Regions from separate parts of the Mus musculus genome. Here all the other regions are linked to region 1. Evidence: chromatin loops called from intact Hi-C (ENCODE). Cell type or tissue: heart. All regions are shown on one strand.

Region 1 (5,000 bases):
TTTATGTCTTTGCCATAATCAAAGAAGGCTTTTAGAGTTTCCAACGGAGGGATGAGATTATGACCTATCAATTCCTGATACAAATTCCAAGCTGTGTTCACATCTTGATGAAGGAGGGCTCCTTGTATACAGTCACCATAGTTCTTTTTGGAAGGGACCATGACTTTTTTAATGTCTTCTAACAGCAACAAGGACTCTCTCCATCTGTCTGAGTGGATCAATCCCCGGATGAGAAGGGTATAACCCCCAGATTCTAAACTCTTGTACTTGGCTTTCATGATTTCATAGACATCAATAACTTCTGACGTCTGCTTATGAAAGACACAGAGATATAAATACTTGACGAGTAGATTATAGCCCACGATGCCATTGTTCTTTGCTGCTACCCAAGCCAGGAGAGACTTGGCCACATCTACTGAACAACAGTTGCGTGCCATCTGTGAAATGATGAAGTCTTCAAAACTGGCCTTTCCTTTGAAATCTTCTTTAAGTTTATCCCACTCTGCGGAATTCAAAGGTTTAGTTGGAAGTTGGACAGAGCTTCTCACGGGCAAGGCATGACCTTGATTCTGAGGGTTAGCACCTATGTGGGACCTCTTCTTAGCTGCTCCAGCAGCGAAGTAATGAGGATCAGAAGAAACCTGCCCATTGTTGTCATTCCCTTTCCTGTGTGTCCTAGCTTTGGTATCCAGTAGATTGAGTGCTTTGCTATTTGGAGGGGTAGTAGGTTTAACAGAAAACCATCTTTGTTGGTTCCCGATGGCACAGAGAAAGAAGGGGGTAGAAGAGGTCGCAGGGCCTAGCTCAAAGTAAGGGTTGCTCTTCCAAAGTTTCGGGATGCTCCGAAAACCAGACAAATAGAAGGTCATGCTGCAGTGAGTTGAATGAAACTTAAAAATAAAACAGTTTCACTCCACTACGTAAAATTAAGGTATTGGGGGCCCGAGGATATGGAAGCGCAGTTCTTGAAAGTGAGACTTTTTTTGTTTCTCCGTTACAAACAAATCAAGACTATGTGTTTGGAGCGATGTAATGGTAAGGAAAGCACACGTGTTCTATTTATTAAATAAGGATCCAAAGACGTCCAACACCAGTAGCAATCCCTAAACCAGAAGGCGGAACGGGAATCCTGAAGTGCCTGTTACCTTCCAATTTTCGAATCTGAGGAAAAAGCACATGGACTCCCAGTTTGACTCGTGTGGATTATGATGGTCCCGAAGAGGGGCGGGATACCAAAGGAGCTAGAACAGGGAAATAAATAACAACGAACAGGAACCACCAATCGCAGCCCCAGCAGTAGCAAGAAAAGCCAGTCTAGGGTCCCTTGCTCTTCACAACTCTCTCCGGGCCGCAAAACTCTTCGGAGAAGAGGGGCCATGGAAATGCAGCATAAACATCATAGGGAAGGAAGTGAGGTCCAGAAAGAGCTCAGACTTAACTGTACGGAGGGTCGACAAACGAAGTTCACTTCATTAAACAACTCACCACGCCACTCATGCTTAAAGGAACCATAAACGCGGTGAAAACTACAATACCCACAACGCACCGCGCTGAACGTGGTGCTGGGGCCTGGAGCGCTTGAATTCCAGGGTTCTGTTGAGTACTGAGAAGATAAACAAACCAGGATAATTTTGAAACTTTTAGTATCCGAGAGGGCTGGATACCGCTGCGTCTATTACATCGTAGGAACGGTTAAGGTTTCCAGAGAAAGAACAAAATGTGACGAAAATGCTTTTCTCAATTCGGAAATGGCAATGGAGTCCCGTAACCTGTGGCGCGCACGCGCTAAATGCCCAAGCGAAGAAGTCACGCAGGCTTCTTCTGGCCTTTAGAAATCCGGCTTGGTGAGCTGCGACACCTCCGTAAGAAGGATAATTTTTTCATCTACTTCATGTCTGATTTTCGTCCATGCTAGCGTGATCGCCGTATCCGGAATAGCTACAGCATCTTTCCTTTCCTTTTTTCTTTTTTTCCTTTGTAGCCAAGGCTTCCGCCCGTGCCCAAGATGGCGTCCAGGCGTCCTAATTAACTTCCACCTGTCTTGGCGAAGTCTGACGTCGCGGCTGGCAGTGGGTGGAGCTCTTAACAAACTGCAAATGTAGGGTCCTCTGAGCGGGAGTCAACCATGGACTGGAAAGACGTGCTTCGCCGGCGGTTAGCGTCGCCCAACACGGATCCAAAGAGTGAGTTTGAGAGGGACCGCCCTCTAGATAGCCCGCCCCAGGCTAGAAGTGGCGGACAGGGTGGATAGGGTGGAGGAGCTAGTGAGAGCTGTACTTTTGTCTGTTAAACTTCTCTGACAAAGGAGTCAGAGTGGAATGTGCTTTGGAGATCTACCAAGGGGTGACCCAAACTTCCCTGGTAAATGCCCTGCTAGGAATGAGAGCATAACGGTGACCTCAGTTTTCCACGATCTTAGACTTACGAACCAGACTTACGAACCTTGGTTCAAACCTTCAATCTTTTCAAGACCTATAATTCATCCTTATAGGTTTTTTTCCTTCCCTAGAAATAGCGTTTTATCATCTAGCCGAGGCTAGACTTGACTTATTGACCCTTTTTGTTCCTGCCTCCCGAGTCCCTGCCACCTTTTAACTCTCTTTCACTTAACCCTCCATTTTAAATTTCATGAATCCGTTTTACATTGCTCGTTCCTTGGTCCTTCACACTTGCTTTCCAGTCTGGTAAAATCCTTCCAGCTCCACACCAGCACCCAGGCAGCTGCGATTGGCTAAAGAAAAACAGAACCTGGTTGTAGGCATGGCTCAGCCATTAAAGGCTAGACTCAAACAAAGAAGAACACCCAAACCATGGTGAGTTCTAAGGTGAAGTGTCTGTTTTGGTGGCATCTGCAAGAAGAGCGTTTGCTTTTCTACACTTAATTCCGCTCATCTTCCCAAACCTCCAGTCTGCCCTCCACTGTTCACCTTAAATCGATGAGCATATTTTTCAAATATATATATCTTAAAGAGGAAGTAGAGGCAGTTTATAAAGGAGAGCCTCAACTGTTTCCAGTTACCATTTCACTCAGGTCTTAGGTATATATCCTTACAACCAACCTTCACCTTTAGAATGTATTGTCACCAGGTAGTGGTGGCACGTGGCTTTAACCCCAGCTCTTGAGAGGCAGAGGCAGGTGGATCTCTGAGTTGGAGACCAGTGTGGTCTACAGGGAGTTTCAGAACAGCCAGGGCTACACAGAGAAACCCTGTCTCTATTAAGAACTGTGTATTGGACTTGAGTCCCTGAAGTCCCTCACTGGATTGCATTCCTTTTCATATACTCGATGGCTTCTCTTCTGTGTTCTCCTCTCTCTTACATTGTTTACTTTGCCTTTTCTCCTCCATCATTTCCATTGCCACTAACAAACATGTAACAGCCTGCATGTATGCGCGTGTACCATTTTTGAGTGTTGCCTGTCGAATGTAAATGAGGTCAGGGCTTACCTAGGGTTGAGGGGAAGCCTTTATTGTAGATATGAGGGAGAGTTCAGACTAGAAAGGTCCAGACTGAATCTGACCAGCAGTATAGACGGGCATAGAGGGGAGCGGTGGGGAGAGCATGGAAGGGGGTGGGGGTGGACCAAGAGAGCACATGGGAACCAAGAGCTGAGTCAAGGGAGTGAGTAGCCAACATGCCTGAGTTCTGTAGGGTCAGAAGCTGAAGGAAGGGAAGCTGAGCCCACTGGAGAGTGGTTTAGGGTAGGAGCTGGGGTGAGAAGAGCTGGGAGAAGCTATAGGTATTAGGTAATGCTGGGCTCCTGCTTCTGCCCTGATATGTTAGTAGGCACCTCAGCTCTTTGTCCCAGGTTTCTTTGAGACCTGACACCTGCAAAGGCCAGAGAAGGTATTGGAGCTCCTGGAGCAGGAGTTACACGTGGTTATGAGCTGCCATGTGGGTGCTGGGAAGCAAACTGGAGCCTCCTACATAAATAAGAGAAGCAAGTGCTCTTAACCTACTGAGTCAACTCTCCGGTCCCCCCGCCAAAGTTTGCTACATTTCTCTTCACCTTTAATAGGAATACCTCAACTAGACCATGAATGTATAGCAAATTACCTAGATTGTATGGTTAATATTAATAGCTTCTTCTTACGGCTACTGCCATCAATGTAGTAGATCCTATGTGCTAATTATTTTACGCATACCCAAGGATATATTCTTAAGGATAGCCCTTTACCTGTATTATCAGATTTTCTTAATTATTATCATGAGCATATAAAAAGCTGGTATTTTCCCAGTTGAGAAACCTTTTTAGGCCAGGTACATACCTGTAATCCCATTACTCCAGAGGCAGAAGCCGGAAGATCAGCAAGTTAGGCTAGTCTGTAAAATTGTGAGTTCCAAGCCAGGGCTACTGATCTCACCTTGTCTCCAAAAGAGTAAAGGCAAACCCAAGACAAACAACAGCAGCTCCCTGTGTGGTCCCCTTCCCCTAGCTCTGCCTTACTGTTTTTTCCCTGATGACTCTGAGGCTACAACTGTGCTTGTCTCTCATTCTTGCTTGTGAAGAATCATCAGTGGCCTCTAGACAGATAATTCATTGGTCCTTTTCAATTCCCATCTTATTTGCAAAATTTTGCAGTTTGCTCAAGTAGTACCAAGCCATATTAAAGAACCTGTGGCTCGGTCCAAGGTTAAAGGTTAATGTGACAGGGACAACGGAAATGCTGTGACAGGTGAAGGGCTGAGGAATCCCTGGAGTCCTCTTCTGAAGAAAATAATACAGAAAAAATAGTGTTGAAAAACTAGATTATAGAATTGAAGAGCCCAGTGAGGCTGAAGCGAAGCTACAGTCCCTCGGTTCTAAGTTATCAGAGTGTGTGAGAGCGTATACTTCAGAAAAAACCTGCAGAAAAGACCTGTGATCCTGCTACATAGACATGCTAGCTCTCATCCGTGATCCCAGCACTTGGCTGACTGAGACAAGAGGCCATTTGAGCGACAGAATGAGATTCTGTTTAAAAAAAAAATAGGCTTGGGAATCTGGAGGTGTGGCTCAG
Region 2 (5,000 bases), 520 kb before region 1:
CTCTCTCTCTTTATTTATTCACTTTGGTTTCTCAAGACAAAGATCCTCTTTGTAGCCCTGTCTGTTCTGAAACTCACTCTGTAGACCAGGCTGTCCTTGAACTCAGGTGATGTCTGCCTCTGCCCCGAGTGCTGCTGGGATTTAAGGCACGTGCCACCACAGCGTGTCCATGGTAGAGGTTTTTGATGTATTGTCAGATCAAATGAAACTCCATTTTTCTCATATTCCAAAAGGCAGAAGGAAGAAATGGCTGACTGTGGTGTCCATTAGCAGACCAAAGTCTATGCTGGCCTCCAGGCTCCCTCAGAATCACAAGTACTCAGGACACATACGAAGTCCGTGCTGGCCGACATCCTGGCTCTTCTCACCTCCTCCCCTCCCCTCTCCTCTCCAGCTCACCAGCTCACAGGCTTATGTCCCCAGCTATTCATTCTCCTGCTATTTCTTCACATCACTCTCTGGTCTTCAGCACTTTCCCTTTCTCTCTCTTTCTCTATGCTCCTTCCCATCTCTATCTGCTCTGGTCCTGCTTCCCTCCTAGTCAGCTCCAGTCTGCCATCCATGTGCAGTCTATTACTTTCTCTCTCGGCTCTGGACAATGCCATGCTCTCATGTCTACAATAAAACCACACCATGGAGTGGTCATGTCATCAGTTTATACAGTTATAAACAATGCCTTAATATTTTACAAAACCTTATTTTTTCCTGACACTCTTTTTTAAAAGAGTTCTAAAAGTGGAACTTTTGAATCAGATTTGTCTTAGTTAGGGTTTCATTGCTGTAAAGAGACACCATAACCAAGGTAACTCTTATAAAGTCAGCTGATTGGGGCAGGGTTACAGTTTCAGAGTTTAGTCCTTTATCGTGGTGGGAATCATGGCAGCATGGAGGAAGACGGGGTGTTGGAGGAGCTGAGAGTTCTACATCTTGATCCAAAGGCAGCCAGGGGACTGGGTTCCACACTGGGCAGAGCTTGAGCATATGAGACCTCAAAACCCACCTCCACAACAACACAAGTCCTCCAACAAGGCCACACCCACTTCAGCAAGGCCACACCCACTTCAACAAGGCTACATCTCCTAATGGGCCAAGCATTCAAACACATGAATCTATGGGGACCATACCTATTCAAACCTCCGCAAGATTATGTAAACATTTTAAAGTATCCTGCTATTTTTCAGAAGCCTCCTACTAATTACTGCTATTCTTAATAGGCCGTGGGAGTTCCTACTGTTGCACTCACTGGTGAATTACTATTTGAAGACAAAGGCTACTGATAAAACAACACATCACTGTTTTTATGTACATTTCATGTATTCTGTAGATTTGATGTAAAATTCTAAAAGAAGGGAGCTGTAGAGATGGCTCACTAGTTAGGGGAGTATATGCTCTTGCAGACAACCCAAGTTTGATTTGCAGTACTGAGGCTGGGTGGCTCACAACTGCCTATAAGTACAGCCTCAAAAGGCATGTTTGTGTAGATGCTTGTGTGCATGCACGCACGCGCGCACACACACACATTCACACACACTCACAGATTCAAAATAAAAATCAATCAGCTCAGCAGTTAAGAGGACCTAGGTTCAATTCCCAGCACCTCCATGGCAACTTGCAGCTGTCTGTAACCCTAGTTCCAGGGGATCTGATACCATCTCACAGACATATATGTAGGCAGAACACCAAAATAAACAAACAAACAAGCTGGACAGTGGTGGCACACACTTTAATCTCAGAACTCTGGAGGCAGAGGCATGTGGATCTCTGTGAGTTCTAGGCCACCTTGATCTACAGAGTGAGTTCACAGCCAGGGCTACACAGAAAAACCCTGCCTTGGAAAACCAAAACGAAAAAAGCAAATGAATAAACAAACAAATAAAATAAATTATTTAAAGTCTCTAAAGAAAAATACAAACAAAATTGTCTAACAAATATTAATTCAGAGTGACGGAAGATAGATCAGCAGGGGACTGGGCACTAGGGACAGGCAAAGACAAAAAGCCAGAGTTTGTGATTACTACTTGTGTTTTGTAGTTTTTTGTTTTGTTTTGTTTTGTTTTGAGACATGGTCTAACGTAGCTGCCATTGACCTTGAATTATGTCTTCCCAAATCCTAGTATGACAGCAGAGCACTACCACACTTAGTTAATTGTTTTACTTGGATCTTACACAGCGTTCTTTGGATTTAGGTGAGTATTTCACATCTAAAGACAGCCTTCCTTTAAAATCATCCAGATTTCTTAATTTTTTTTCTCTGATATATGGTAGGATGCATTTACTTGTACAAGATATTTTATTTATTTATGTCTGTTTTCTTGGTGCTGGAGATCTGGTGCTAGAGCGAACTGCAGCTCTAGCCATGTGCATGTTAATTTAAAGGAAAAGGATGCAACACTCCCACGCATCTCTAAAGTACAGTACATTTTTAATCATTATTTTGCAAGACGCAGGAAGAATCCAAATTAGAAAGTGAACGGTTTGCAAAACACAGGAAATATCCAAATTAGAAAGTGAAATGACGTCAGAGCCAAGGCTTCAGAGCTAGTATCAAGCTGGCCTTGCACATCTGTTCTGATGTTTAAGTTACTCAGAGCGGTTTAAAGAGTGGAGATGAACGACTTTTTCAACAAAAACTCTAGGAACCGCTGTTTACAAGGAGCACACAGTAGACAACACCTTCCTTAACTTTCTTGCCCTTCTTCATTACTACAGACACAGGAAACCAAGAGGCTATAGAGGCAGGAATGAGCTCACGCTGACATGACGTCACGAGCACTTGACGTCAGAAGGCGGTTGCCACGGGGACCGTTCGCCACCGACGGCAGAGTCGTGAAACTCCATCACCACACGACTCGGTTTTGGCCTCCGCGGGGTTGAAGCTGCTAGAGACGCTTCAACCTTAAGGGGGCCTCAGGGAGAGAGGAGTGGCGCCGCGGCGGAGCGCTCCCTCTCCGCGGCTGTGGGGATTCCTGCCGCGGCCTGGGCGGCGGCGGCCGCTCCGCGTCTCCTCGTCGCTGCAGCGCGCGGGGCGGATCCGCCATATTGGAGCCGGGGCTGCAGGTTCCGTGCGGCGGCGGCGGCGAGAGGCGGGCCTGGCAGCGGGGCCCGCGCGGCAGCGGCGGACGCGGGGGAACGCATGAGCCGCCGCGGCTAGCCTCTTCCCCGCCCACCGCCTGCGCTGGGTCGTCGGGACCCGGCCGGGAGGGGCCGCGGCGGCCGCAGGATGTTCTCTAAGAAGCCGCACGGGGACGTGAAGAAGTCCACCCAGAAGGTGCTGGACACCAAGAAGGACGCGCTGACCCGCCTCAAGCACCTGCGCATCGTCATCGGTGAGGGGAGCCGCGACCCCGGGGCGCCGCCGCGGCGGCCTTGCTGCCCCCGGCCTGTCACCCCGCGAGCTCCGGGCTTCGCCCTCGCGACCTGGCGCGGTCGGGAGTGAGGGCCGGCGGCGCCTCTGCCCACGCGCGGGCGGGCGGCGAGGGAAGGGGACAGCTTGGCAGTTGGTACAAATCAGTCAGCACCAGCACGGAGAGACCCACGTTGGAGTTCCTGGTCTGATTGTTTAAAAAAAAAAAAATGACAGTCAGGCCAGAAACTTAAGTCCTTGATGAGACTTCAGGGACACTTGGCGTTGTGGGTAATGGTGTTTAGAGGGTGTGCTTGCCATCTGACTACTGCCATCCCCACCCGAGTGCAAAGCAAAGCAAAGCAAAGCGCTGGCTCGGCCAGTGGAACCCGTAGTCTTTCAAGTTTTTTTGGCAGGTGAGGGCCCTGGAGGAAGCAGTTGCACCTCTTTGGGAAGTGGGTGGTTCCTGAAGCTTGGGGAAAGAACCCCGCCCTATACACCCTGTTCTTCATTTGCTGTCCTTTAGGAAGAAAACTAATTATAGAGAAGAAGGTTCTCGTGAACGATACAGAATTAAGTTTTCATTAAAAATTTCTTACTCTCTGCCGTCTCATCAACTTTAGTGTCTCTGAAGACCGAAGCAAGCTAGATTTGGGATAAAGTGTTAAGCGAGGATTTTTGGATACTTGGTCATAGACAACTTGGATTTTTTTTTTTTTTTAAATGAAGAAATTTTGAGGTAAAAAGGAAAGTTGACCAGGGCTTAGACATATAGAATGACAATAGGATAGCTGAGGTTAGATCTCAGATGTCTGAATTCTAATTCAGAGTTTATCATCTCAAGCTGTCCTCCTAATTTCTGTCTGTTTTGGAAAGTGACTTATATGTTTAGTGGTGTGTCCTCTGTTTCATGGATGGATTTCTCTACTGTGTTGTGACTAATACCACCAATGATACCCAACATTTGTGTGGTGTTTTGCTGTCTACAAAGGGTCTCACATGAATTAGTATAATCCAACATGACCATCTGTCTAGAAATAGAGATATTATTTGCCATTTTAAAAAATATATAAACAAAAAAGTTGAAGATGGATGGAGCTGGTGGAGACTAACGACCACAACGAAGCCTAGATTTTCTGTCTCTGATTTGTTTTTCAGCCTTCCTACATGTCTGACAGCTAGTCTTAGTTATCACAAGTACTTATACCTGTGGTATAGTGAGAAAGCAATTAAATCCATCTTATGTAAACCATTTAAATATGGTAGAGGTTTTTAACATTTCCATTTTGGAGTTAAGTCATTGAAGATTTGCGTGAAAAGATATGCTGAGACACGCAAAGTCATCGGCACGTAAATGTATTACAAAATAACGGCCGTTTGAAAGTGGACACTTGGTGCAATCTGACTCTCACTTGAGACAAGCTGTAGATTGCATAAATGCAGTTGTAACTATAAAGCTGAGTTACAGCAGGGTATTGAGAGTTCCTAAATTACCTGCCACAGCATAGAGGGTTTTGTGGTTGTGTGTATGTGTGTAGTGTGTGCATGTGTGTTTCCTAACTTGGGAAACATCAGATGTATTACTACCACACATGTTGGATATTTTGTAGGACCTGGCTTCCTCAGTTCGAAAATGGAATACTTAAGAAAGCAAAAA
Region 3 (5,000 bases), 530 kb before region 1:
GATTTCTGGTCGCCCTTATGCCTTGTACTGCTAGGTACTTTAAGTAAATCAGTCCATTTAATCTCTACACAAATCTGAGAGTTAACTTTGCAGAGGAGACAACTGAGGCACAGAGCAGTTAAACTACCTCACCAAGGTCATACAGGTAATAAATAACCGGTCTCAGATTTGAATGTAAGTAGTGTGGCCTCAAAGCTTGCAGGCACTCTCATGGCATACAGTGGTCCTCAAGTGGGTGCTTTCTGCTTCTCCTGCTCAAAGGTAAACAGAAGGAGCCAAGCCTGGTGGCTTACACCTGTAATTGCAGCAACTCCAGGGGCTGCGACAAGAAATTTGTCTCAAATTCGAGGCCAGGCTCAGACATAAGGAAGTAAGAGAGAAGAGGCATGGATTCAAGCCACGCTTCTCTTAATAACCCAGCAGTAAACTCGGCAAAACATAGAATCTCGCCGGGCGTGGTGGCTCATGCCTTTAATCCCAGTACTTGGAAGGCTTGAGGCAGGCAGATTTCTGAGTTCAAGGCTAGCCTGGTCTACAGAGTGAGTTCCAGGACAGCCAGGGCTACACAGAGAAACCCTGTCTCGAACCCCCCCCCCCAAAAAAAAAAAAAAAAACGAAGAATCGCTGGTCAGTTATAAAATAAGAAGTTTCTATGATCTTAACTTTAAATTCCTTTCAAAGTCTCAGACTCTTGTCATAGGCTCATAAGATAACTCAGCAGGTAAAGTCTTGCTGCAAAAGTATGACAACTGGAGTCCTCACACCAGAATTCATGTAAAGACCAGGCCAGCACAACAGCCTACATGGGATCACAGTGCTAAGGAAATGGACAGAGAATTCTGGGCTATCTAGCCAGCTGAACCAGTGAGTTCTGGGTACAAGAGAGAGAGAGCCTACCTCAATGTCTATGGAGGAGAGCAATAGAGAAAGATGTTCAATATCAACTTCTGGTCTTGATAAGTACCTACAGACACATGTGAACATACATACCTGTGTTGGCTGGTCTTATGTCAAGTTGACACACAAACTAAAGGTATCTAAAAGGAGAGAAACTTAACTGAGAAAATGCCTCCATAAGACATGGTTGTAGAGCATTTTCTTAATTAGTTATCAATGGGGGAGGGCCCAGTCCATTGTGGGTGGTCTCAGCCCTGAGCTGGTGGTCCTGGGAGCTATAAGAAAGCAGGCTGAGTGAGCCAGGGGAAGCAAGCCAGTAAGCTGCACCCTTCCATGGCCTTTGAATCAGCTCCTGCCTCCAGCTCCCTGCCCTGCTTGAGTTCCTATCCTGACTTCTTTAACATGGATATAGAAGTGTAGGCCAAATAAACCCCCTTCCTCCTCAACTTGCTTTTTGGTTCTGGTGTTTTGTTACAGCCATAGAAAAACCTAAGACAATACCATGCATACTACCCCCAAAAAGTTTTAAATTTTTCCTATTTTTTAAGATTTTACTTTTACTTATGTGTTCAAGTTTATCCCTGATTTTATCCTTCCTGTGTTTTCCCTGCAGAACCTACAGTGGTTGGTTTTGTTGTTGTTGTTGTTGCTATGTTATCTATTAATTTATTTATTTTGTGAGTGTTGCTATTCATTTATTTATTTATTTATTTACTTACTTACTTATTTAGTGAGTCTCTCTGTATAACTCTGGATGGCTAGAACACATGATGCAGACCAGGCTGGCCTCACACTCACAGAGATCACCTGCCATTATTTCCTACACTCTGAATGCTAAGATGAAAGAGCCAGCCACCAGGCTCCAATTATAGTGTCCTTTAACTATTAGATATGTGTGTGTGTGTGTGTGTGTGTGTGTGTGTGTGTGTGTGTGTGTAAGCTATTATAAGCTATTTGGGGTTTGGGGGATTTTTTGTTTGTTTTTGTTTTTTGTTTGTTTTTGTTTTTTATTTTTTGTTTCTCTGTGCAACCCTAGCTGTCCTGGAACTGACTCTGTGGATCAGGCTGTTTTCAGACTCAGAGATCTGTCTGCTTCTGCATCTTGAGCACTGAAACTAAAAGTGTACACCACTACTGCCCACCTTTTCCCAGACCTAATGACTGATAAACATATGAATATTAATCAGGCACCTCTTAACAGGCATTTGGATTGCCTTTACTATTAGAAATATTCTTATTTTGTTAAGGGGACTATTATTGTTCAAAGTGTTTGGTAACCATTTTGACAAATGACCCAGAGCAGACATAGTATCAGAATTAGGACAAGGTTTGTGTCTTTTCTTTTCTTCCTTCCTTTTTCTTCACCCACACTTGAAAGATCCTGTCAATATGAGGTATGAATCTGTCAAACAGGTACAATGATGCTAGAATATATACACCCCCACCCACTTTGTAGTATTTGTGAGTTTAGAGTAAATGAAAACTTAATTTTATTATATTTTTAAAGTATATTCTAAGTCTTATAGTAGCAAATTGTAATTCCAGTTTTTACTTTCTATGGCACAGACTTGATAAACTGAAGGCTTTGAAGAGGGAATCCCCAAATTGTACCAGTCATTTTCATGTGCTACATATACTGTATAAAGTAATATATGCATATATATATATATATACATATATATGTATGTATATATATTTATATATATATATACATATATATATATAGGGTACATACACAATTCCCCTTTTCCTAAAGGAACACAATGAATGCAACATATAACTTTTATAATCCTCAAAAGATAAAAGTTAGTTGCCTGAATGAACACTGTTACACGGATCTTTTAGATCAGGGGTAATGTTAACACAGAGACTGTCATAGGGAGGGGGAAACATTACAACTTTTATTTGCTGGCCAATAAAAAACTGTTCAACTTCCTTAACAATCAAGGAAACACAAATCAAAACCACACTGAGATTTTACCTCCTACCAGCCAGAAAACAAACAGCTAATGTTAGTGAAGATGTAGGGGGCTGACAAATTCTTCCGAAATGCTGGTGGGAATGCAGAGTGATGCAGCCACTACAGAAAGCACTGCAGAGGTTCCAAAGGCAAGCAGACAAAACAAAGCAAAAGGAGAGTTGTAGGGTGAGCTGGGTGTGGTGATGTGTGCCTGTATCCCAGTTCTCAGCAAGCAGATCCAATTCCCAAATCTGCCACGTGGTGGAGCTGAGACACCAGTCACACACAATCTCCAAATTTGTCACTGCTGATGGACCAAAGTCAGAGTTTGAAACTAAGAAAAACTAACAGAGGTTGTGACTAACAACTAGTACCAAAATTTCATCATATCAACTGTAAGACAGAGCTTCAGAGAACTACATTAAGATAAGACTAATTTTTGTGTCAGGCTAACCTGGAATTTACTAGGTAACCCAAGCTGACCTCAAACTTATGATCTGCCAGCCTCAGACTCCCATGTGCTCGGATTACAGGCATGAGCTATAATATGCCCAACACTGTATATATATATATATATATATATATATTTTTTTTTTAATGGAAGTAGTGGAAAATACATTAAAATATCCTAACATAACTTACTATTTTTGATTAAGACTTTCTTCTCTGGGGACAGGTTGAGTACATACATGGTTTAATGGGTAAAATGCATGTTGTGCAAGCATGAGGACCCGAGTTCAAATCCCCAGCACCCATATAAAAGAGCTGAACACAGCAATGTACTCCTGTAACCCCAAAGCTAGGGAGCTGAGAAAGGAAGATCCTGGTGGCTCGATGTCCAGTCAGTCTAGCCAATTGGTTAATTCCAGAGTTAGTAAGAGACCCTGCCTAAAATAGTAAGGTGGAGAGCAATAGAGGCAGATACTCAACTCCGTCTCTGACTCTATACATGCATTTTATGGGCAACTGCACACACATGCATATACTCTACACACAGGCATACACACCCACACACAGAGTGGGGAGGGGAGAAGGAGAGAGGGAGAGGAAGGTGTGGTGGCTCATGCCTATAATCTCTTTGAGAGGTTGAGGCAGGAGGATTTCCTAGAGTTGTGGGCCATCCTGGGTTAAATAGTGAATTCTAGGCCAGCCTGAGCTAGAGAAAGATCCTGTCCCCTGAAATTCCTTGTTTGTATTCATTAACATACCATTTGCTGAATGTGTTTTGTGTAGCAGGTGTGAGAATTTCAGGAGATGACCTGAACAAAATAGGCACTGCTTCTCTTCAGAGACCTTCAAGGAAGGAGCAGAACGAGGAATCAGACAGCTCTGGCAACCCAGGGGAGCTTTCTGATGTATTATAAGAACAGGCCTTTGTTTCCAATGATAAGACTCAGTCTTCGCAGGGCTGGGGATATAGCTCAACTGTAGGGCAATGGATAGATAGCCTTGCATGTCTCCCATGTGCAAGGTCATTAGGTTCAGTCCCTACCTTAGACAAAATTCTTACCAATTCCCTGTGAAAACTAGGAATTCAGAAAACCATAATAGCATGCTATCATTGTAGGCTTCTCGTACTTAAATAATTTTCTGAGATCTATGATTGTTTGATATTATTTAAGAAATTTAACCTCAGATACCCTAATGTGTAGTTCTTAACCAAATGAAAAATGTACAGTGTTACAGAGCTTTGCATACAGAGAGGATATATTTAAGGGTTTTTTAAAGGATTTTATTGGAGAGAGCAGAGAACATTTGCCTGTGTGCTTTCATATCCCCTATTACAACTCATCTTCACAAAACTGCCACTTTTGAACTTTTTAGTGGGATAGTCACAATTATTAACAGGAGTTATCAAAATAGCCCCCTCTTTCTGATTGCATAGAGACAAAGGGACCAGGGTTTGTTTGTTTTTTTTTTTTCTCTCACACACTTTAAGCAAAGAATTGTATCACATGATAAGAATCTAGCTGACTTCTATTTGGACATAAAAGAATTTGGGGGTAAGTTCAACAATAGCACTTTCCTAACTAAATACCTTTGTTTAGAAAGGATTTCGAGGAGCTGGGACTGTGGGTCAGTTGGTAGAGTTTTCATACATGTGCATCCGGGTTCAATCCCAGTAGTGCAGAAGGCAGTGTGG
Region 4 (5,000 bases), 610 kb after region 1:
AAGAAGGGAAAGAAAGAAAGACCTGCTTTGTACGAAGCAAAATATTGGGTTCTAGGGACTGAACTCAGGTCATGAGGCATGTGAAGCAAAGGCCTTCTTACCCGTTGAGTCTTCCCTCCCACCCACTCCCTACACCTCGGGTTTAAAGTGGCAGGGTTTAGTTATGGTGTGGTGACACATACTTCTGTTGGTAGAAGTCATTAAACCGGATGGAAAGTTTGTTCTTAGAGTAGATAATGTCAATCTGCCTGCCTCTGCCTTTCAGATGTTGAGAATAAAAAACACCACCTCTGGCCGGAGAAAGCTTTAATTTTGGGGAGGTGGGTGGGGGACAAGACATAGTTTCTCTCTGTATCCCTGGCTCTCTTGGAACTCAATTGGTAGACCAGGGTGGCCTCAAACTCAGAGATTGGCCTGTCTCTGCCTCCCAAGTTCTGGGATTAAAGGTGTGCACCATCACCACAAAGCAAGTTCTAATTTTTAAAATTTGTTTTGGATTCCGGAGAAATAGCTCACTCGCTGCTTAAGAGTACTTGGTTCTGGGGCTGGAGAGATGTCTCAGTGGTTAAGAGCACTAACTGCTCTGCCAGAGGTCCTGAGTTCAACTCCAAGCAACCACATGGTGGCTCACAACCATCTGTAATGGGATCCAATGGGTCCCATCTGTAATGGGACCTCTTCTGGTGCGTCTGAAGACAGCTACCATGTACTCACATACATAAAATAAATAAATATTTTTAAAAAAGAGTACTAGATTCTTTTGTAGAGGGTCCAACTTTGGTTCCCAGCACTTATGTCAGGCATTACACAAGTGCCTATAACTATAGCTCCAGGGGATCAGGCAGGCAGGCAGGCACACTTGCAAGCGCGCACACACACCAATTTAAAATTTATTTTGGACTGGGCCCGAGACAGAAGCAAGCAGATCTCTGTGAGTTCAAAGCTAGCTGATCTACATAGTAAGTTCCAGGAGGACAAAACCCAAAACAACCCCCACCCCAAAAATAAACCCGAAAAAGCAAAAAGCATGTAGATATGTGCGGTGTGCATGTATGTTTACATGTATGAGCGCATGTGTGTGTGTTTGAATGTGGGAAAAAGTTACAGGTTGAGATAGCGCATCTTCCTTGATTTCTCTCTATTTACCAAGGTCTTGGGCAATATCCTTGCTCTGCCTCTGGAACTGGAGTTACAGGCAGATGAGCTGCCCCACTCAGTGCTGGGAAGGAAAATCTGGTCTTCTGCAAGTGTTCTTAGCCACTGAGCTATCCCTGCAACCTCGTTGTGCTGGTAACCACAGCTTCAGTGAGGTGATGCATGCAGCAGCTGGGTCCTGTCTAGACAGTTCTCACAGAAGACTGGCCTCTCCCGAGTTCCCAGAATCTCGGGTGGGAGCAGATATAGACCATTCACCTGCAGTTGAGCCCTGTTCCTTATTCTTTGCATTTTGACCAGTTGTGGATCTCCTCAGAAACCTCTACACTAATGTGCTGCAGAAAAACGCTTGGCAGTTTTTCAACCGGACAATTGAAAGCAACACAAATCCTTGAGTATAAATATAAATATTTAGAAGGCATCGTGGCAACATGATAATGTAGCAAAATAACAGTACATATTAGAGGGGAGACCCCTCACCTCCCAGATTACATTAAATTTCATACAGACAAACCTAATGAAATTAATTGGGTCGCAACAAATGATGCCTGTCTTATGGTTTCTGGTCCAGGATCAAAATCAACTAACTTGGGGAGGAAGGGTTTATTTCAGAACAGAAAGGGTTTATTTCAAGGCAGAAACAGGATGTAGCAAATACTGAAGAAAAGGTTGTGGAGGCATGTTGCTTACTTTACTAGTCCCTCATACCTTAGCAGGCAGGAGTGCCGGCCCAGGGGTAGTACCGCCCACAATGAGCCTTTCCATCCTGTACAGATTAAGATGTCCAACTTCCCAATATGAATCTTCTCAAAGTTTTCATGAAGTTAGTGTCATGTTTACATAAAGCTTAGCAAATACAACACCTTTTGGGTTTGCTTCACCTAAACAGTTAGTATCTGACCTTTTTACAAAGTGAGTTCGAGGACAGAGAAACCCTGTCTTGAAAACACCAGAAAAAAAAGAAAACAAGTTGTTGGTGCTAACTGAGATAGTAAAACTTATTTCAACTGACAATTACCTTACACATCATTCAAAAATAAACCTAGGGCTGGTGAGATGGCTCAGTGGGTAAGAGCACCCGACTGCTCTTCCGAAGGTCCGAAGTTCAAATCCCAGCAACCAGGCTCACAACCACCCGTAATGAGATCTGATGCCCTCTTCTGGAGTGTCTGAAGACAGCTACAGTGTACTTATATATAATAAATAAATAAATCTTTAAAAAAAAAAAAAAAAAAAAAACTAAAACACCAGGTAGAAAGCAAGTCTTTCGCAATGCTAAAGTAAATGTTTTCTATTTTTTCAACAAAAATGCCAGGGGAGAGCGCGAACGCAGTCCCCCACTACCACAAATTATGCAGTCGAGTTTCCCGCATTTGGGGAAATCGCAGGGGTCAGCACATCCGGAGTGCAATGGATGAGCCTCGCCCTGGGAAAACCACCTTCGTGATCATGGTATCTCCCCTGCCAGGTAAGTATGAGTTGCGAGTGCCGTGTGCAGGCTCTCCATCATTGTATACTTACTTTATAACTACGGTCTCTTCCTCAATGCGTCTTCTCTACATTATATTCTCTTTTCTAACCTTGATCCATAAATATACGCTTATATTATGTAAATATTATCAATAACGGAAAAAAATGTCTATTTAGGGAGAACCGGTAGCCTTTGCGTGAAATTCTCATCTACATATTCCACGCCTTTGTGGTGACGCCGCGGGAACTCGTCTGTAGGCCCCTCAACGCGACTCCGCCCACTAAGGCTGTGAGGCGGGGGCGGGGTTTGTTGGTAGTGGGCAATCGAATCTGGAATTCAAAACCTAAGCTTCTGCCCAGGCTCTGGGCAAAGAAAAAGTTTTTTTTAGCTCAATTCAGTTTCTGCTAGCGGAGGACAGGATTCTAAGAGATCCACCCTTGTTAAGTTTAACTAGTAAAAGAAAAATCGTTTTTCCGTGGTGTTTTTCTGAGTAGGTCTATTATACATTATTTACTTGCACACAGCCAATAAACCTAATAAAAACCATGAGAGAAGGGCTAAGATAACAACTTTGAAGAAATAAATCTGACTGGATAGTGATATACAACTGTAATCTCAGCTCTCCGCAGGTCACGGTAAGCAGAGCGAAGCCAGCCTGGGCTACATAACTGGTTACAGGTTAGACTGGGTTAGTGAGACCTTTTCAAAACCTAAATAAAGCTTAAGTTAAGAGGAGGAGGAGGAGGAGGTGGCGGCGGCGGCGGCGGCGAGAAGAAAAATGCACAAAGACAACTGCTATTTTCAGCGGAAAAGAAAACGTAGAGACGTGTTAACATTGACCCTCCGCACGCCCCGTCTCTTGCATCCTTGTCACTGGACGGCTTGCGCAGGCGCACAGGAAGGACTCGCAGTACGGGCGGAAGTGGAGTCTCCGGGAAGCTTTGGGGAAGGCGCTGGCGGAGTACACAGACGCCGGGGCGGTGTAGGCGTCCTCAGGTCGCCATGAACCGACTCCAGGATGACTATGACCCGTACGCGGTGGAAGAGCCGAGCGACGAGGAGCCGGCTCTGAGCAGGTGGGCCGCTGCCCCGCGTCTCCGCCCTGCCTTGGCTGAGGCCGTTGTGTTGTTCGCGCCGGCCGTCCCTGGGCGCAGTGTCGTCCGCTTCACTTGCGGGAGCCTCGGGGCGCTTGATGGCGCTGCTCAGTCTCTAGGGAACCAGGATGGACAGCAGTGCGGGAAGAGGGATGTTCCGGAATTACGTGGGCCCCCAGGCGTGAAGCCTTAGATGGAACCCTGTTTACCGTTTACTAGCACTGTGACCGAAGGCAAGTCAGTTCTCGGCCTCGCATCTGTAAATGGAAATACAAGTATGGGACAGTGTCCTAAGCTAGTGAGGGCCTGGCCCTTAGCACGAAGTACTTATCTTGAAGACTGTCAAGTAGAAACTAGGGAATAGAGAATGGAAAAAAAAAAAAAAAGGAATGGGCTTTTTTTTTTTTTTTAAGTTATGATCTCCACACGCATGCCATAGCACCCATATGCCCATATACACAACATTTTTCTTTCTTTCTTCCTTCCTTTCTTCCTTTCTTTCTTTCTTTTGTTTTTCGAGACAGGGTTTCTCTGTATAGCCTGGCTGTCCTGGAACTCACTCTGTAGAGCAGGCTGGCCTCGAACTCAGAAATCCGCCTGCCTCTGCCCCCCAAGTGCTGGGACCAAAGGCATGCGCCACCATGCCCGGCTATACACAACATTTTTAAAACTGTAATTTAAAAGTTAAATGAATTAAGTCAGACATGGTAGTGTATGCCTATAATCCCATCATTTAGGAGGCCAGAGGGTGAAGAGTTCAAAGCTGGTTCTGGGCTACGTAAGATTTTGTCTTAAAACAAGAAAAAAATGTCCAAGGCATTTCTTGCAGCTGGCTTTTGCTTTGTTGTTCTTTTTCCCGCAGTTTTTTTTTTTTTTTTTTTTTTTTTGTTTTGTTTTTTTTGAGACAGGGTTTCTCTATAGCCCTGGCTGTCCTGGAACTCACTTTGTAGACCAGGCTGGCCTCGAACTCAGAAATCCACCTGCCTCTGCCTCCCGAGTGCTGGGATTAAAGGCTTGCGCCACCACGCCCAGCTCACGCCTGGCTTTTTTCTCCGCGTCTTAATCTACAACTTGTCTCCTTCCATGTGGGTCCCAGAAATTGAACTCAGGTCATGAGGCTTGGTGACAAGCCCTTTGTCTGCTGCTGAGTTATCTTGCTGGCCCTGACTTAATTCATTTTTGTTGTTTTATTTCTTCCTATTATTGATGTACATTTATTATAATTCTGTTGATAGGAAACTAATCACAGAAGTCAGTCTACGATGACAGAAGTTAGTTAG

Evidence for each region. A loop is a pair of places that touch in the nucleus more often than their neighbours do. Peaks named below come from ENCODE experiments on the same cell type or tissue, not always from the same donor. Only the 100,000 strongest peaks of a DNase experiment are listed, where the experiment ranks them.
Region 2: a loop joins it to region 1, with 3 times the contacts of the local background. A loop is called at or near these places in 12 of 42 quality-filtered maps.
Region 3: a loop joins it to region 1, with 3 times the contacts of the local background. A loop is called at or near these places in 12 of 42 quality-filtered maps.
Region 4: it touches region 1 in a loop (3-fold over the local background); 3 of 42 quality-filtered maps call a loop at or near these places.

What each region holds. Positions count from the first base shown.
Region 1 is chr12:55,299,777-55,304,776 of GRCm38, reverse strand. It overlaps Ppp2r3c (protein phosphatase 2, regulatory subunit B'', gamma), which reads left to right and starts at 1,777. Exons shown (of 14, transcript NM_021529.4): 1 at 1,777-1,862; 2 at 1,982-2,183. The coding sequence starts at 2,126. It overlaps Prorp (protein only RNase P catalytic subunit), which reads right to left and starts at 2,140. Exons shown (of 7, transcript NM_025373.1): 1 at 1-2,140. The coding sequence starts at 869. In heart, no CTCF peak of the experiment used is centred here; DNase peaks (open chromatin) are centred at 1,526 and 2,076; H3K4me3 peaks cover 3,085 bases; H3K27ac peaks cover 2,685 bases.
Region 2 is chr12:55,818,988-55,823,987 of GRCm38, reverse strand. It overlaps Ralgapa1 (Ral GTPase activating protein, alpha subunit 1), which reads left to right and starts at 2,821. Exons shown (of 42, transcript NM_001368814.1): 1 at 2,821-3,326. The coding sequence starts at 3,221. In heart, a CTCF peak has its summit at 2,898; DNase peaks (open chromatin) are centred at 2,857 and 3,727; H3K4me3 peaks cover 1,880 bases; H3K27ac peaks cover 1,419 bases.
Region 3 is chr12:55,829,396-55,834,395 of GRCm38, reverse strand. No RefSeq gene overlaps it. Among named protein-coding and RNA genes, the nearest start is that of Brms1l, 4.5 kb to the left of the region's middle. In heart, a CTCF peak has its summit at 3,111; a DNase peak (open chromatin) is centred at 3,085.
Region 4 is chr12:54,694,413-54,699,412 of GRCm38, reverse strand. It overlaps Eapp (E2F-associated phosphoprotein), which reads left to right and starts at 3,519. Exons shown (of 6, transcript NM_025456.4): 1 at 3,519-3,702. The coding sequence starts at 3,629. It overlaps Gm22513 (a small nuclear RNA gene), which reads right to left and starts at 2,631; the gene lies at 2,468-2,631. In heart, CTCF peaks have their summits at 2,302 (motif pointing left) and 3,815; DNase peaks (open chromatin) are centred at 2,522, 2,902 and 3,542; H3K4me3 peaks cover 1,875 bases; H3K27ac peaks cover 1,496 bases.